Regions from separate parts of the Mus musculus genome. Here region 2 is linked to region 1. Evidence: chromatin loops called from intact Hi-C (ENCODE). Cell type or tissue: heart. All regions are shown on one strand. Links, peaks and the distances in the headings refer to the core of each region. The heading gives the core; the rest is flanking DNA. Region 1 holds the start of Deaf1 (DEAF1, transcription factor). Region 2 holds the start of Gm51460.

Region 1 (4,386 bases), core at 108-4,107:
CACGTGTAGTACAATCACATTTCTGAAATTTGCTTCATTAAGGAACATTGGGAAACTGGATGGATGGATGGATGGACAAACACTGGTCTGAGCTGGCTAAGACCAGTTTCTGTTCCATATTGCTAGCACTGGACCCTGCCTGCATATCATCTGAGCTCAGACCTCCTCATTTAGCCTGGGACTCAGCCATGGTGAAATATTGACTACAGCACCTTCTGGCTGCCCGGGACTCAGGTTAGCCACAGGTGTGTGTGTGTGTGTGTGTGTGTGTGTGTGTGTGTATGGGTGTGTATTCACCCAGGGTAAACTGACATTATGCCTTGGTTGTGTCTGGTGTAAACCAGGTATGCCATGGGTGTACCAAGGTATACTTCAGGTATGCCTTGGAGGTGCTGAGGAGAACTATAAGTGTGCTTGGGATGAGCTGAATGTATGCTATGAATATCTGGAGTCTAGCGCATGCCAGAGGCATGCTATGAATGAATATGTGGTAAGCTGCAGGTGTGACAAGATGTACCCTAGGACACACTGGGTGTGTCACAGCTATACCTGGTTTAAAAAAAAAAAAATCCCATCAAAGCCAACGGACTCAAAGTTCCAGAAAGCCAGGAATTTGAGAACTGGGGAAGAAAAGCAGCTGACCTTGACTTCAGACACCAATCCCTATCCCAGACACCCTACGGGTGCAAAAGAAGACAAAAGACCCAGAAATTCCAAAACCAGTTTGTCTAAGGAAAACAGCTAACTTATCTAGAATGCTCTTAACAAGCACCCTTTCCCTACCCTTAGCTACAAAAACCCCAGTCTAAAGCGAGTGGCCTATTGTCTTGAACTAACTGTGGTCATTGAGTGACTAGATCCTGTGCCCTGATCATCAAATGGCCAGAATTTAACAGCCACGTCTCTGGAACAAGCCTGCTTTAGTTGTTTGAGGTTGACTAAGTCATTTTTTTTCCCTACAAACGTAATTCTTATTCATCCTTACATCTGGGGTGAGCAACAGGGGAACTCGAGTGTATTGTGGATATGCCAGGGGTGAGCTGAATATACGTATATGGTTGTCCTGGATATTCTCAATGTGTAAACCCGGTGTGCCAAGGGTATATCGAAAAAATGAGAGATAGGTGTATCAAGGGCGTACTCGGGGTGAGCAGCGGGTATGCCAAGGGTGTGCTCAGGATGAGCCATAGGTATGCCATGCATGTCAGCTTTAGTGAAATATGGTTGTGTAGTTCGTATGCCACCATAGTGTACTCTGGGTAATCCACAGGTGGACCCCGGGTCACAGAAGGTGTGATATGGTTGTATACAGGGGCGTATCCCAGTGTGTGCCTCAGGTATATCACTGGAATACAGAGACGAGCTTCGGGACAGCCGCCGGGATACCCGAAGTGCCCCCACGCCCAACCGGAAGACACCCCCCCCACCCCTCGCTCTCCAACTCCGGCGCAGAAATCCGGGCTAGTGGGCTTAAGCCACCAGGTTCCGGAATAACAAGGTGACAATCAGAGGAGTTGCAGAGCCAGCCCAGACAGCCTCTCATCGTGACAGCATGAGACCACACTGTCCCTGCGATCGCGTAGCCCCGCCCGCCTCACCTGGCCGCACGGCCGCCATTTTGCCGCTGGGTCCGCCACAATCCCAGCAGCCTCTTGGCCGCACCCTCCCGCCATCTTCGCTCCTCCCGCCGCGCGGTGCAGCGAGCGTCCGACAGCGGCCGAGGCCCGATTCTCCCGTCCGGCAATACTCGGGAGCTTTCGGATAGAAGGAGGCGGGCACTGAGGCTCCGGAGAACTCGGCTCGGAGGTATTCGGCGGAGTTCGGCGAGGCCTCGTGTGGGTTCGGCTTTCGCCGCCCCGAGAGGGGGTTGGAGAAATCCCGTGGCGCCAGGGTCTGTCTGCGAACCCAGACTTCGTTGGAAGCAGGGGAGAAACTGCCCAGAGCCGGCCAGCTCTATCGGTCGGTGACCACAGTCAGATCCGCTTCTTAGACAGCGAGCAAGAAACGCTCGTAAGCTTTCGGGAAGCTTCGGGACCATTCGTATTATCTAGATTCTGCGCTTCGGGAAACTTCGGAGCTGCTCGGTTCTACACTCGGGCCATCAGCTCGGCTCTGCGGGCAGCTTCGGCTCGGTTCGGCGGGCGTCAGACTGCCTCTTCGGTCGCTGCTCGGGCGGTGGCTTCGGGCGGCCTCGGCCCAACTCGGGCGGCCTCTTCGGGCCCCGCTTCGGGCTCGGTGCCTGGCGCTTCGGGCGGTCCCGGACAGCGCCTTCGGGCGGACTCGGTGGAGTCCGTATGGAGGACTCGGACTCGGCGGCAAAACAGCTGGGCCTGGCCGAGGCGGCAGCTGTGGCGGCCGCTGCCGCGGTGGCGGCGGCCGCCGCGGCCGCAGCGGAAAGCGAGGCGGAGGAGCCGGTGTTAAGCAGAGACGAGGACTCGGAGGAGGACGCAGACTCCGAGGCGGAGCGCGAGACGCGGCGGGTCACCGCTGTGGCGGTGATGGCGGCCGAATCTGGGCACATGGATATGGGTACCGAGGCTCTGCCCAGCCCCGATGAGGCCGCCGCCGCCGCCGCCGCCTTCGCAGGCAAGTGCGCCCGCCGGCCTCGCGCCTCACCGGGTTCCCGCGTGCAAGCTCTGAACACATGCACCAGGCACAGGCCACTTTCCATATGCTTTGTGCATCTGTCATGCACATCTGTCTTCCAGGGAAGGCTCTCTTCCACCTGTCCTGCACACCTGCCCAGCACCTGCCCTGCCAGTGCACCTCACAGTGACCTGCACGCCTGCCCTGCCTCTGTCCATGCCCCTGCACCTGACACCTGCCCCCCATACATGCTCTGTACCACCTGTGCACTTCACACCTGCCCGTGCACTCACAATGCCCTGAACACCTACTCTGCACCTGCCCATGCATCTCACAATGACTTGCACCCTTGCTCTTTCCCTGCCCTGCATCTCACAGTGCCCTGCATGCCCATCTTGCACACACACATGCACACGCACAGCACACTCTCACTCCTCTAGCCTTGCTCTGCACTGTATACAGACGTGTCTCCCTTGTGTGAGTGTGCCTCTCTGTTCTTTGTCTGTTTTACCCTTTGGAACTTTCTCAGTACCTACCACCTGCCTTGTCCTCTCCTGCTGCTTCCTGGGAGCTGAGAGCACAGATGGGTCACATGTGAGTTCTGTTCTAGAGGTGCCCCAGGTATGGTCAGCAGCATTACTGCTGGTAGACCTGTCTGTCTCAAAGGCCAGTTCAAGTGTGACATGAGAGGGGCAAGAGAGTCATCCAAGGCAGGCAACCTTGCAAAGGTAACGATGCAGAAACCAGCCTTGCTTTATATTGTGACATGAGCTGCTCCGTGCTGTATCTCCTAGTCTTCCTATGCAGATATCCCCTCCTTCTCCATCACTTAGTTTTCCATTTTTCTCCTTCTGTTTTCTCACACAAAGAGCACCCGATTCTCATGTTTTATGACAAATGGAGCCTTGAGCTGAGCTGTATCACCCTGTACAGGTGATACCACACCAAACTGCCTCCTACAATCCCACCACACACCCCACCCTTTGACCTTCCTGAGTGTTGAACTCCCTACCAATTGGAGCTCTTATATGTTTTATGCTTGTACATGCGAATCCTTGGAAGACCATCATTTTGCCATGCGTCTTGTTTCGTTCTTTCCAGTGTGAAGCTGCAGGCTTGGCATTGGGCTTTTATTCAGGGCACATCAGAGCTGAAGCTTAACTCTGGGTGGGTGTTCAGACCGTTGGCACTGGAACGCAGTGGTGGAGAACCCTTGCTTCCGCGTGTTTTCTGCTGTACCTACCTACCTGAAGCCTAGATCCAGTCACAGGAGTGAGGGAAGCTTCCTAGAGCTTTAAAAAAAAAGATATATATATATATTTTTATGTGTATATATGTGATTGCAGGTGCCTGCAATTCCTCTTGGAGCTAGAGTTACACATGGTTGTGAGGACCTCACATAGGTTCTTGGGTCCTCTGAAAGAACAGCATGCTCAAAATTTCTGAGCCATCCGGATCTCTTCCCAGAGTTGTTGTTCTTCTTTTTCTAAAGTTAATTTATTTAATGTGTGTGGCTGCTTTGCCTGCATGTATCTCTATGTTTGCTTGATCCCCTTGGAGTCAGAAAAAGGCTTCGGTTCCTTTGGAACTGGAGTTATAGGGAGTTGTAAGCCACTTATGTGGGTGCTGGGAATTGAATCTAGGATCTTTGGAAGAGCAGACAGTGCTCTTAACTGCTGAGCCATCTCTGGTCCCTTTCCTGGAGCTTCTTTCTCTTTCTTTCTTTCTCTCTTTCTCTCTTTCTCTCTTTCTCTCTTTCTCTCTTTCTCTCTTTCTCTCTCTCTCTCTCTCTCTCTCTCT
Region 2 (4,386 bases), core at 189-4,188, 100 kb after region 1:
ACTTCCAGAGGAAGCCCCTTTCACAGAAAATTCATTCAAAAACTCACTAGCCTATCCTGTGGTACCCTATGCTTCCCACCAAACCTAATGTCCACAGTCAGAGAAAAACAAAACAAAACAAAACAGCATAAGAAAGCTGAAAAATAGGGCTCAAGATCAGGGGCCCCAGATCCTAGAGGTCCATCGGCCTCAAGAACACACAGGCTATCCACTCAAAGCCACAGGGAAGGGCGAAACCCTTCTCCAAGAGGTCAAAGGCCAGGAGAAGAGCTGATGGTCTCTAAACACAGAGGGCATAACTTAAGGAATGTCAATTGTCACATGTTGCTCCTGCCTGGGAACAGTAAAGGGAGAAGAGTTCTGATAAACTATCTTACGTCTACCTGGTGCTCAGAGAATTTGCCACAGACTCCTGCTGAAACACACCGTCTCTGATATTAGAAAATGCAGACTGAGATAGACACAGAGCTTTGGCCCATTCATGACGGGGACCTCGGTCATGGTCCCAGTTTTCAGAAAAGAGGAGCTATAAGGAACTCTGTGAACCTCACTCACACAAGTCTTGGCTTTCTCTCAGTGCTGAGTGACGCCACAGGTTGCCCTTTTCACTCAGCATTCTTCCCAGAGGAATGAGTATAGAGTGGTCTATGGGGAGAAAGGAGGAATGCCGAGCTGCAAGTCAATCTCAAACTCCAACTGTGCTTCCAACCACTGGCCAAGATGACAGTCGCCAGACACGTTACTGTTTTCTGTTGCAGAGTACTCCTTTCAAGACACGATGGGAGCAACCCGGGGTTCAAACACAAGACAGGAAGACAGGTTTGAAAGCAATGTTGGCTCTGCCACTCTGCAGCGATGTAACACTGACAAGTGACTTTACCTCTCCGAACTATGGCTGTAAAGCTCCGACAGTGGTGCCTACTCGAGAATGCTGGGAGGGCTCCTCGAACTAAGGAAAACGATAATCGCGACATCAAGCACAATTTGGGCAAGTTCAGATGGTGCTGGCCAGGGCGAGGGCCATCAGGACAGAAAACCAGGTAGCTAGGGGTCACACCTTTCTTATGCACCAGTCCAGGTTCCCGCATGACCAGACAGGTGGCCGGCACCACGCCCATGGGCCTCCCGGTCGCAGCCGGACGTTCCGGGGCTCAGCTCGAGGCCTCAGCCACCCTCTCGTCCTCCGGACCGACCCGCGGCCAGAGCGACGTAGGCCTAGCCGGCCCGGAAGGCCACAGACAAAGCGTACGGCCACCATAGGTGGCCCGCGCGGCCGGACGCGACAGGGACACCGGGCCAGAGCGGCTACCGCACGTACCCGGGAACCTCGCGCCTCCCGGACGCTCCTAGACGATCCCGCCTCTGTCCGAACACGACCGCAAGTAGGCCGGTCAGCCGCCGCCGCCGTCGCCGCGCGCTCCCCGACCCGGAAGTGCACCCATACTCTTCCGGAACTTTCTGCCCTGCCCGTTGGTGGAAACTACTAAGGCCAAAACGGGGAGGAACTCGCGGCGGAGGATGACGAGACGTTAGCGCGTCCCCTTCCTCTCAGAACACCGACTAGCCCATCACAAGTACTGTCAGAGGAGAGCAGTGTTTTGCTGAGCGTGTGCTGTCCGAGCTCTCACCAGTGCACTAAACCAGGCTGTGGGTCTCACCTCCATGCAGTTGGTACAGTCCGACTCCCCATCCGCCGCGATGAATGGGAGCGGCCCCGGGACCACGTCTCCGCCCACAACCGTCCCGCCCTCCCGTGAGCGCCTCCTCCTGGTGGCTGGACTTAACTGCAGCCCGCGGCTGGAGGAGCGCTAGAGAAAAGCTTCAGGATGTCCCCTGGGTCTTCAGGTTCCCTTCCAGTATGCAGTTAATCATGATGGATCCTGTATATACGAGCTCCTCCGTCCCCTTCAGCCCGGCGAGGAGAGGCACAGTAACTTGTGAACACCGTGAAGAACTTAATTGTATGGCACAGATAATTAATAGAAAGAACAGAACTAGAGGTTACCGCCTGGCAGTAGGACACTTTCTTGCCTAGTACGCATAAAGGCCTGGTGAGAGGGGTCAAAGTATGGAGCATAATAGGATTAGGGGAAGAACCATGAGAGGACTCAGGGAAAATTCAGACCCACAAAACTGAGACTGACCTAGAGGCTGAGGGGATCAGAGGACACTGAGGTACTAAACAGGTGGCAATCATGGCTCACTGGACTCAACTGCCCATTTTGTGGTCCAGGGACCACTGTGGCTCAGAAGGGATGGCTTTTGATAGGAATAGAAGACAGACTGTAGCCGGGCAGTGGTGGTGCACGCTTTTAATCCCAGCACTTGGGATGCAGAGGCAGGCAGGCGGGTTTCTGAGTTCAAGGCCAGCCTGGTCTTCAGAGTGAGTTCCAGGACAGCCAGGGCTATACAGAGAAACCCTGTCTCGAAAACAACAAGAACAACAACAAAAAAAAAAAAGGAAAGAAAGAAAGAAAGAAAGAAAGAAAGAAAGAAAGAAAGAAAAAAAAAAAAAGAAAAGAAAAGAAAAGAAAAAGAAAGGAGGAGAAGACAGACTGTAGATTTACTGAGAAACTGGATGAGAGGGGCAGGGAGGAGAGGGAAGGAAGAATATGAAGATGAGGAGATAGGAGTCTACTTAGAAGAGGGAAAGCTAGGGTTATCCCCAGAGAGCAGAGGACAAAAGGCTGCCTTGGAGATAAAATGTGGTGGTAGTGGGGACCAGCTTTGGAACCTGGGACTTTCAGTGCTAAAAAGTCCAGATTCTACAAAGAAACTCAAGGGTAGGGTACTGAAGAAAACAAGAAAAGGAGAAGCAAACACATACATCAAGAAGGGATCTGGGGCTGGACAGGGTGACATAACCTTTACTCTCAGAAGAGACAGGCGGACCAGTGTGAGTTCAAGGCTAGCCTGGAGCACATAGCAAGTTCCAGAACAGCCAGAGCTACAAAGAGACCCTCTTTGTCTCAAAGGAAAGAAAGGACCTGGGAGCAGGGGGGTGGTTAAGATGGAGGGGTGCTTGACTGGCATGCCCAGAGCCATGGGTTCATCCCTGGCACAAAATAAATTAGATATGGAAGCATAGGCAAGATTATATAGAAGGTCATCCTTGCATACACAGGGAGTTCAAAAACAGTCTAGACTACATGAGACTCTTAACTCAAAAACGATGGGGCTGGGAGTAAGGCCCATCTGAGACTCTGAGAGTATCAGTCTTGGAGGAAGTATAGAGAAACTCAGAAGACTGAACAGGAAAGGCCAGCATGGTAACTATGCAGTAAATTCGCTGATTTGCTGGGAAGAGAACGATAAGTAGAATTAGCTAAGAAGAGGAAATTTAAAGGAGTTTAAAAAGGAGAAATATTGTGGCTGAAAGATGGTTCAGAGGTTAAGAGCATTGGCTGCTCTTCCAGAGGTCCTGAGTTCGATTCCCAGCAACCACAAGTTGACTCACAACCATCTATAATGAGATATGGCGCCCTCTTCTGGCCTGTAGACATACATGCAGACAGAATTAGGTATACACAATAAGTCTTTTTTTAAAAAAAAGGAAAATTATCAATATTCCTAATGGTGGGTTTAGAGAGGTGGTTGCTACTCTTCCAGAGAACCAGAGTTCAATCCCCAGCACCCGCATGGTGGCTCTCAACCGTCTTCAACTCCAGCTCCAAGAGATTCAATGCCTCTGGCCTCTGAGGGCACCTGCTCTTGTGTATATGCCCACATACAAACACAGAACTAATAACTTTAAAAATATTGTTACTGCTTGGAAGTAAAGAAAAAAGGACGGTGTCAGAAACAGTTCCCTTGGAACACGTCCTGTCCTCCCTTTTCTGTGAACCATTCAATTGCATGCAGATGGAGGAGGATCTAGACTCAGGTACTTTAGACCATCACTTGTGTAGCTTGAGGTTAGCTCCCCATCCTCTTTGTGACTTAGTATCTATATTAGTCAGGGATCTCTCTCTAGAGTCACAGAATTTAGGGATAGTCTCTATATAGTAAAGGAATTTATTGATGACTTACAGTGCAGCCCAATTCCCAACAATGGTTCAGTAGCAGCTGTGAACGGAAGTCCAAGGATCTAGCAGTTACTCAGTCCCACATGGCAAGCAGGCAAAGGAGCAAGAGCGAGACTCCCTTCTTCCAATGTCCTTATATGGTCTCTCCAGCAGAAGGTATAGGCCAGATTAAAGGTGTGTTCCACCACACCTTTAATCCCAGATGACCTTGAATCCGGATATTTAATCTTCTGGAATCCATAGCCACTATGCCTCAAGATCTCCATACCAAGATCCAGATCAGAAACTTCTGTCTCCCAGCCTCCAGATAAGGGTCACTGGTGAGCCTTCCAATTCTGGATTGTAGTTCATTCCAAATAGA

What was found. A loop is a pair of places that touch in the nucleus more often than their neighbours do. Peaks named below come from ENCODE experiments on the same cell type or tissue, not always from the same donor. Only the 100,000 strongest peaks of a DNase experiment are listed, where the experiment ranks them.
Region 2: it touches region 1 in a loop (2.1-fold over the local background); 1 of 42 quality-filtered maps calls a loop at or near these places.

The regions. Positions count from the first base shown.
Region 1 is chr7:141,325,479-141,329,864 of GRCm38, reverse strand. Deaf1 (DEAF1, transcription factor) reads left to right here and starts at 2,140. Exons shown (of 12, transcript NM_016874.3): 1 at 2,140-2,586. The coding sequence starts at 2,295. It overlaps Tmem80 (transmembrane protein 80), which reads right to left and starts at 1,735. Exons shown (of 6, transcript NM_001141950.1): 1 at 1,599-1,735. In heart, for the core only: no CTCF peak of the experiment used is centred there; DNase peaks (open chromatin) are centred at 1,714, 2,164 and 2,774; H3K4me3 peaks cover 3,159 bases; H3K27ac peaks cover 2,582 bases.
Region 2 is chr7:141,225,824-141,230,209 of GRCm38, reverse strand. Gm51460 reads left to right here and starts at 594. Exons shown (of 1, transcript XM_030243134.1): 1 at 594-2,004. The coding sequence starts at 999. The coding sequence ends at 1,487. Phrf1 (PHD and ring finger domains 1) reads right to left here and starts at 1,422. Exons shown (of 18, transcript NM_001081118.1): 1 at 1,319-1,422. In heart, for the core only: CTCF peaks have their summits at 1,777 (motif pointing left) and 3,502 (motif pointing left); DNase peaks (open chromatin) are centred at 1,559, 1,689 and 2,239; H3K4me3 peaks cover 1,887 bases; H3K27ac peaks cover 2,101 bases.